2 separate regions of the Homo sapiens genome follow, and region 2 is linked to region 1. The links are chromatin loops, found by intact Hi-C in ENCODE. Cell type or tissue: right lobe of liver. All regions are shown on one strand.

The links. A loop is a pair of places that touch in the nucleus more often than their neighbours do. Peaks named below come from ENCODE experiments on the same cell type or tissue, not always from the same donor. Only the 100,000 strongest peaks of a DNase experiment are listed, where the experiment ranks them.
Region 2: a loop joins it to region 1, with 5 times the contacts of the local background. A loop is called at or near these places in 81 of 110 quality-filtered maps.

Annotation. Positions count from the first base shown.
Region 1 is chr19:33,233,566-33,237,565 of GRCh38, reverse strand. No RefSeq gene overlaps it. Among named protein-coding and RNA genes, the nearest start is that of SLC7A10, 9.7 kb to the right of the region's middle. RefSeq lists enhancers at 2,223-2,372, 3,310-3,479 and a cis regulatory region at 3,394. In right lobe of liver, a CTCF peak has its summit at 2,140 (motif pointing left); a DNase peak (open chromatin) is centred at 2,105; H3K4me3 peaks cover 446 bases; H3K27ac peaks cover 641 bases.
Region 2 is chr19:33,769,992-33,773,991 of GRCh38, reverse strand. It overlaps CHST8 (carbohydrate sulfotransferase 8), which reads right to left. Exons shown (of 5, transcript NM_001127895.2): 4 at 2,542-2,579; 5 at 486-2,035. The coding sequence ends at 929. Among named protein-coding and RNA genes, the nearest start is that of KCTD15, 25 kb to the left of the region's middle. In right lobe of liver, a CTCF peak has its summit at 2,243 (motif pointing right); a DNase peak (open chromatin) is centred at 2,251.

The sequences.
Region 1 (4,000 bases):
ACCCGGGAGGCGGAGGTTGCAGTGAGCCAAAATCCCACCACTGCACTCCCGCCTGGGCAAGACAGTGAGACTCTATCTCAAAAAAAAAAACCAAAAAGTGAGGAGATGGGAGCGCTGGAGGGAGCCCCAGGGCACTGCAGGGGCAGGTGGAGGACGAGGGGCTGTGGAAGGGACTGAGAGCAACCAGGTAGTTTGGTCCAGGGAGGCTCAAGAGAGGTTTCAGTGGTCCTGGGGCATGGGGTTAGCACAGCAGCGCCCACATCGGGTCTCACCTATGGGGGTAGCCTACTTTTGAGATCAAAGGCAGCTCTGGGCAGAAGCCACCGGGCCCCGCTCAGTTCACGAGGCTGGCCACACCCAGCCATTGGCAGGTCTGGGTCTCTGCCCATCAAATCAACGGGGCTGGGATGAGTGCCTCAGGCCAGGAGGGGGCCAGGAAGCCCCAGGACCACGTGGCCAAGCCTCCCAGGATCACGGTTACCAGACCCCCAGGATTCAGGGTCTGGTTACTCCAGCTCCCCGCTTACCAGATGTGAGGCCTTGGGCCGATGATTCCCTCTCTCTGTGCCGGGTTTTTCCTTCTTTGAAAAGGGGAGATAACATAGGGCTGGCCCCACTCCCCTCTCCCCCAGACAATGTCCCATTTCCATCCCATGGTCAGGCCAGGCTAGTGCGCCCCTTCTGGCAGGGCCCAGCCCCAGCTAGGTTGATTGGGGTCCCAACCCATGGTCAGGGCAGAGCCGGCTGGTCAGCCTGGAGAGTCCTCATCCACAGTTCTCCATCCCTGTGACATGTCGCTGTGAAAGTGCTTCCACAGACATCCGTCTGCAGGGCCTGAGTGGTGGCGCTGGGTAGCCCACTGGTGACTCACATAAGCACAGGACTGGGGGCCAGTTTTGAACCCTCCTCCAGCAGATAGCTCAGTCCCCTGCAAGTGGCTGGTACCCTGCTCTCAGAGAGGCACTCTGCAGGGAGGGTCACCCAGGCCCGAGCTGGGGTGGAGGTCTTCTGACCCTGAGACTGCTTTGCCTTAGACCAAGGGGGCCTAATCTTCTGGCTTCCCTGGACCACATTGGAAGAAGAATTGTCTTGGGCCACACATAAAATACACTAACACTAACGATAGCTAATGAGCAAAAAAAAAAACAAAACCAAAAATGTTGTTTTTCTTTTGAGATGGAGTCTCCCTCTGTCGTCAGGGCTACAGTGCAGTGGTACAATCTCAGCTCACTGCAACCTCCGCCTTTGGCTGTTAGACTTTTTTCTGGGGTCCCTCACCGACCTTCCACGCACAGTCCCCCAGCCACCGGCAGAGCTGAGGATGCCGCCACCCAGGGGCCACATCCAGCTGGGCCTCCACCCACAGGGTCCCGTGAACCCATGCGTTCTCGGATCCGAACAGCCCCGGTGGTGTGCAAAGTCTTGTTTTTACGTTACAAGCATTCATTTGTTAGAAGTAAACACGTAGATTGCCCCAATTTTTTGTACCCGGTTTTGACGTGTCTTGGAGCCTGTGGGGGGAGCCCGCCGCAGCGCGCAGCCCCACGGTGCCCGCTCCCCTCCAGCAGTGGCCGCCCGCGCCTTTCCCAGGCTCAAGGCCTCCCTGCCCACCAGGCAGGTGGGGAGGCTGAGCCCACGGGGCCTGCGGAGCCCCGACCCACCGGCCAAGATGGGCCTGGCAGGGCGGCTCCACCGAGCTGTGAGAAAGGCCAGGCCCATCAGATAAGCGCCGGTCCCTCCCGCAGCCACCGCCACCACATGGGCTCTATCGCCTCCCCGTGCCTCCCAGCCCTGCCCCGAGGCAGGTGCGCTGCACGAAATGAATCTCACTGCAAGATCTCTCTGGTTTCACTATGAATGTCCTGACCCAGGCCAGCACCCACAGTCCCTGGGGCCTCCCCTGCATCTCTTCTCTCGGGCTACAGCAGAAAAGAGCCTGAGCCGCTCTCAGGAAGGACTTCCCTGGCTCCCAGCTGACTCTAGTGGTCCCCGGAGAAGCCCAGGAATCCTAGCCTGTTCTCCCCAGCCCTCTAATACAAGATCCAGCAGAGGCCCGGACTCTGACATCGGGAGAGTCAGGCCACTAGGTCCAGCTCAGGCACCTGGTCTCAAGGACCAACGCGGAGGCTGCCCTCTGGTGGCACGTTTTGGAATGGCGGGTGTCCTTAAATGGAAGGATATGGGTAAAGGTCCCACGGAGAGGGTACCCTGGTCCCGGAGGCTGGCCCCACAGGATGCAGGGCTGGGAACCCCTGGAAGGAGAGGAGATCCCGGTTCCAGATCAGAAGTCCAAGCCCTACCTTCTCGTGTTCCCTACTGGGCTGCACAGGGCCGTGAATGCAGTGGCTTCAGGGGAGGACATGGGATAATAGGAAGATACAAGAAACCTGGCCTCCCTGACAGGTCACCCCCTCCTCCATGCCCCTTTTAGGACCCCAGGACCTGGGGAGCAAGAAAGGCGAGTTCAGGCAAACTGCCCGTCCAACAGCTGTGGGCAGCGAGGGATCACATGCTGCCCTTTTCCTCTCCACCTCACAGGGAAAAACTGAGACGCTCCATGTCCAGTCTGTAAGTCAATGGCAGAGCCGGGACCAGAACCTGCATCTCGCAGCTCGTGAGGCAGACACTTGGAACCTCCATGGAGAACCTGTGATGTGCTGGGGGCAAGGCCAGGTCTCTGCCTTTGAGCCTGGGGAGGTGGCAATGTGGACACAGAATGGGCACGTCTTCCATTCTGGGGACCAGGAGGCTTCCTGGCCAAGGTGATGCCTGGCCTGACTCATGAGGGACAAGCATGAAGGTGTGACAAGGTACGGCCAAGGAGGCAGCAGGAGCAGGCAAGGTGTGACAAGTTACGGCCAAGGAGGCAGCAGGAGCAGGCAAGGTGTGACCAATGCCTGCTGTATTTGGGCACACAGAGTCGGAGTTATTGGCTTGAAAGAGAGTGACCATCCATCCAGTTTGCTGGGACGTCCTGGTTTATATCTGTCAGTTGTACTCTGCTGTGATTATAAATAGTGCCTCCTTTCACTTGCAAACCTGTCTCAGTTTGGACCATGAATTAAATGATCTCCCTCCTGACACCTGCCTGTGGGGTCATTCACAGCCTGTGGCTGCGCTGAAAGAAGAGGATCCGAGACAGGGAGGGTTCCATTTGTACCTCGGAGCAGCAGCCCTGGGTTGGGGAGGAGCTGTTTCAGCCCCCAGGACAGGGTGGGGGTGCAGTGCACGGGGGAGTGGGGAGGTGGTGAAAGGCCCAGGTGGGGTGGTCGGAGCTCTGGGCGTGGCAACTGGGATCCCGACCCCACTCACAGGAGGGATGGGTTGGGGCTGGGTGGGATGTCACAGCCTGAAAATTACAGGGAACAACACCCTGTGGTCATTCTAGAAGCCCCACCAGCTATGCAGGCCAGGCCAACCTTAGACCTGGGCAAGGGGGTCTCTGCTGTGGACCCCGTGCCCTGGAGAGCCAGGACGTCACCAGCAGCAAATGCAAAGAATTTTTTTTTTAATTTCAGTCTCGTAAGAGTGTTTTAAAGGTTGATAACTGAACAACAGTGAGTTGTCGGAGAGGACAGATGCGAAAAAAAGACCCCACAGGCCCAAAGATGTGGGGCTGAGTGTTGAGTGCGTGTGTGGATGAGTGTGTGAGTGGTTGTGTGTGATTGCAAATGTGTGGTGGTGTGAGAGGTTCTGTATGGTTGTGTGTAGTTGTGAATGTGCGGTTGTGTGTGTGGTTGTGTGTATGAGTGTGTGAGAGTGTGTGAGTATGCAGTTGTGTGTGTGGTTGTGAGTGTGTAGTTGTGTGTGGTTGTGTGTATGTCACTGTGTGAGAGTGAATATGAGTGGCCGTGTAGGTGGTTCTGTGTGGTTGAGTGCATATGGTTGTGTGTGTGGTTGAGTGTGTGGTTGTGAGCATGAGTGTTTAGGAGTGTGTGGGGTTGTATGTGGTTGTATGTAGTGTGTGGTTGTGTGCATGTGTGTGACAGTGAGTGTATAT
Region 2 (4,000 bases), 540 kb before region 1:
TCCTGCTTGGCTCAGAGGTGCAGAAAGCCAGGGACAGCCTTGCTTCCTGCTGGGAGTACCACACCCACCGAGATGCATGCCCCGTGCCCCCTGGCTCCGGCCTCAGCCCTGATTGGCAGCTTGCCTGGAGAGCTGGCTACTGCTCTGGCAGTCCCCAGAGGCCCCTGCAAGGTGCACTGATAAGAAGACACCCCAGGAGGCCCCCATAGGAACAGGCCTATCTTTTCCTTTCAGGATTAATGTGCCAGGACTGAGACGGAAGCACCCCAGTTGACTGGGACCTAGCCTCAGACGCCTGCAGGTCCTGGCTGAGAGCCGCTGGGTCCTCTGTGCTCTTCTCCCAGGAAGCTGCTCCTGAACTGGACTTCTCTGCAGTGGGGCCTGCAGCACCTGGCTCAAGCTGCCCCGGGAAGGCAGAAAGAGCCCCAGAAAGCCCAGCCCAGGGTCCACGTGCTCCCACGCCACCACAGAGTACACACCGCTGCTCTGGAAACCATGTGCTTTATTTGGAACCTTAATCCAAGGGAACCTCCCCCCTGGCTCGTAGAAAAGCTGCAAACCACGTGGTTTGGTCCAAGGCAATGGCTAAGGGAGTGCGGGACATCCCTTACCGCTGGGCCCCCCGTCCTCTGGGCCTCAGACTTCCCTGCTCATCAAAACTGTCGGCTGAGCTCCAGGGGTGTCTGCCCAGTTCTCAGCCTCTCCCTCAGCCAAGGAATGAGGAAACAGGTACAGGCCAGGGGCTGGGGTCCCCATCCAAGGCTGGGCGCCTCTGCCCCCCACCCGGGGCCTGCTGCCTCCCACAGCGATGGCTCCTCACGTCCTCAGAGCCCTGTTGCTCCCAGGATGAGGAGCCAGGGACAGGAGGATGCCCGGGAGCACAGGTGAGTGACCGGGGCAGGGCGGCCCCGGCCAGCTGCGGCGCCCCTCAGTACAGATCTGCAAAGGGCTTGGAATAGTTGAACATCAGGTAATCCATGTAGTAGAAGTCGTAGGTGCGCTGCCTTTGCAGGGCCGAGAGTTGGGCGAAGTACTGGTGGGCGATCCTCGCTGTGGTCCGCGCCTCCTGCGAGTGCCGGTCCTTGAACCGGGGGAAGGTCAGGTTCCGCGGCGCGCGGATGAGGCTCAGGAAGAAGTTGGCATCGTCCTCCATGCTCTCGAACTTGCCTACGAAATCGTAGTCGATGAGGCAGGGGCTGCAGAGCCGGCTGACATGGTCCCAGTGAATGTCCATCCCCACGGGCCGGTGCACGTCCAGCAGGTACTGGACGAACTCGGGAAAACGCACCCCAGAGCCGGTCCGCAGGGCCTCCCGAGAGGCATTGGCGCGGTACCGGGCCAGGATGGCCTTGCCGAAGACCGGGTGATAGTAGCTGTTGGGGTGCTCAAACTTGTCGCGGAAGGCGGACACCAGCCTCTCGAAGGGCTCGCGGACAAAGAGCATCTTGGTGTAGGTGCTGAGACGGTGCAAGATACCCTGGCGGTCGAAGGTGTCCAGGCGCTTGAGAGCGCTGCCATAGTGGACGGTGTTGTGCTGGATGTCGGCAGTGGACGAGGCCAGGCCGGCCAGCACCATGAGCACCCGCTTCCAATTGGAGCAGCCGGCCTTGGGCACCTCGCAGTAGAGCACGCGGTGGCGGTCCTCCACGAAGATACGGGACACGTGGCGGGGCGTGACGGCCCGGCGGCTGCTGCTCGCCCGGTACTTGGCGCAGGCCTCCTGCATCACCCGCTTGCGCTCCTGCTGGCTCCGGTGCAGGCTGACCCAGCGGCCATCCAGCGTCCCGGGTCCCGGCCGGATGAAGGGCGCGTCCGAGCTGTTGGCCGGGATGGTCGCCGCAGCTGGCATTTTCTTGATGAGCAGACGGCGACGGCGCTGGCGGAGCCGCAGACGGGTTCCCCTCTGCAGCGGGGGTTGAGGCTGGTCAGGCGCTGGCAGGTTGCGGCCCCTCGGGGCCCCACTGGATAAGTCCCGAGTGACCCTCTCTGTGGGTTCCTTCAAGTCACCATCCTGGGAGCCGCCTGGTGGGAGGTCCTGGGGCAAGAAGAGAAGTGGTTATCTGAGTGGAAAGGACAGCTGGGCACTGAGGGCCACACAGGTCAGGCTCTCACCACGGCTGGGGTTCCTGTCCCTCTCAGGTGAGGGAGACAGGCTGACTCTGTAGGTGAGACCCCTCCGGTCTGAGCCCTGGCCCGGCACCCAAAGGCCTCCCTCCCGCTGAGGTGTAAGTGTCATTTCGGCCACAAGATGGCGCGGTCCTCCCAGGAACCTGGCCTGGGAGAGGGTGGCGGGAATAGGTGGCCTGCAGGCGGGCTCAGATTTACGGCCTCTATTAGCACCGTGCAAAGAAGCCTTCTAACAAGGAAGGGAAAATTCATGGGTCCAGAGCCCTGGGCTTTGTTCCCAAGGCTCCTGGGAAAGGCTGGACACATTTTTCTTTCCAAGAATGGATCCAATGTGAGCTCCTAATTTTCTTCCCAGCCCTCCCCAGTTTCCCAAGGGCTGTGTGCACTGAGATTTATCTGACTCTCAGAACTTACGTGGTGGGGCTGCCTTGGCCTGATGTTGAACTTTATTCCTGAAAAGCAAACAGAGGAGAGGACAGTATTAGCGGATCTGCCACATGGCTCCCAGGGAACTGCTTATGGGCTGCTGGCTGTGGACATCCAGGCTGGAGGGATCTTGGGGTAGGCTCTAGGGAAAGGCAGCTTAGGGCATGGCTCAGTGCTGGAGCCCCTCCATCCCCTACCCATGCAGAAAATGGGGACGCAGCAAACATGTGGTCCCACTGGCTCGCAGCTGAGGCTCTCTTCTCTGCATCACGCCTGCCTCCTGATGTGATCTACAAGGTCTGGAAAGGCACCCTGCCCAGGTGTGCCCATACCTGCCCTGTGGAGCAGCCAGGACTCTCACAGGCCACCTCCTCCTGCACCCCACCATGTCATTAAGTCACAGGGAAAGGACCCTTCAGAAAGCTCGATCCACTCTCTCTCCACACCCCATCAGCCATGCCCCAGTTCTGGCCACTGTGGATTCTCTATGCTTGGAATATGATTCACACCCACACCTTTGCACACACCAGGCCTAGGAATGGAACGTGCTTCTTCTCCTCTTGCTACAGGAAGTTCCCTAACCTGGGCATTTGCTTTGTGATCTTGGCCTTCTCAGCTGGCTCTGGAGTTCTGGGGTGAGCTAAGCATATCTTGCTCGCCCTGGTCTCCCCCAAAGCCCTAAGCAGCGCCCAGGTAGAGGGTAATTGTCCAGCGTTAACTTACTGATGACCTCAGGAAGACACAGAGAGACCAGTGCATCAATGGCCATGCTCTGGAACGCCCCCTCTGCCTACCAAGGAGGCCCATGCCTGGGCTGGGCTCACCTAAGAAGCAAGCTCTGGTGAGGTGAACCTTTGGCCAGAGCAGAATATTCTGTGTCATACCTCATTTGGTCTGCTTTGGGGGAAAGTCGCAGGAGGACAAGGAGATTCCCTTTGGGGGGAATCTATTTAGAAGCTGGAGCCTCCTTCCCCAGTCCCTACCTGGCCACCGAGGAATCAGGGGCTCTTTCTGCTCCAGTACCATGTGGGTGGACATTTTCGTCCTGAGGCTCTGCCAAAAGCCATGGTCACCATCAGAGCCAGCTATCCCTTAAGGAGAGAGCTGGATCTTCTGGCTGGCGCGCCGGGGCACCATGCCCGACCACACCTGAGCAAATCCTGGCTGCTGCCTGCGGGAGGGGGGTTCCAGTGTCCCACCACTTTCCTGGCTGTCTCCACGTCCTGGGCAGAGGTCCAGTGGCAGGAGCCCAGCTGGTGAAGGGATCTCCAGGTCTTCCCTGAGCCAGAGATTCTGTGGATTTCTCCATGAGGTCCAGTTTTACAGACTCAGCCACTGCCATGCCCCAGACAATGTAAGGCTGAGGCCGTGCCCGCACGTCTCCTTCAGTCATTAGCAGGCCAGGAAGGAGATGCAAGGTCAGCCCTGGAATGGACAGCCTGAATTC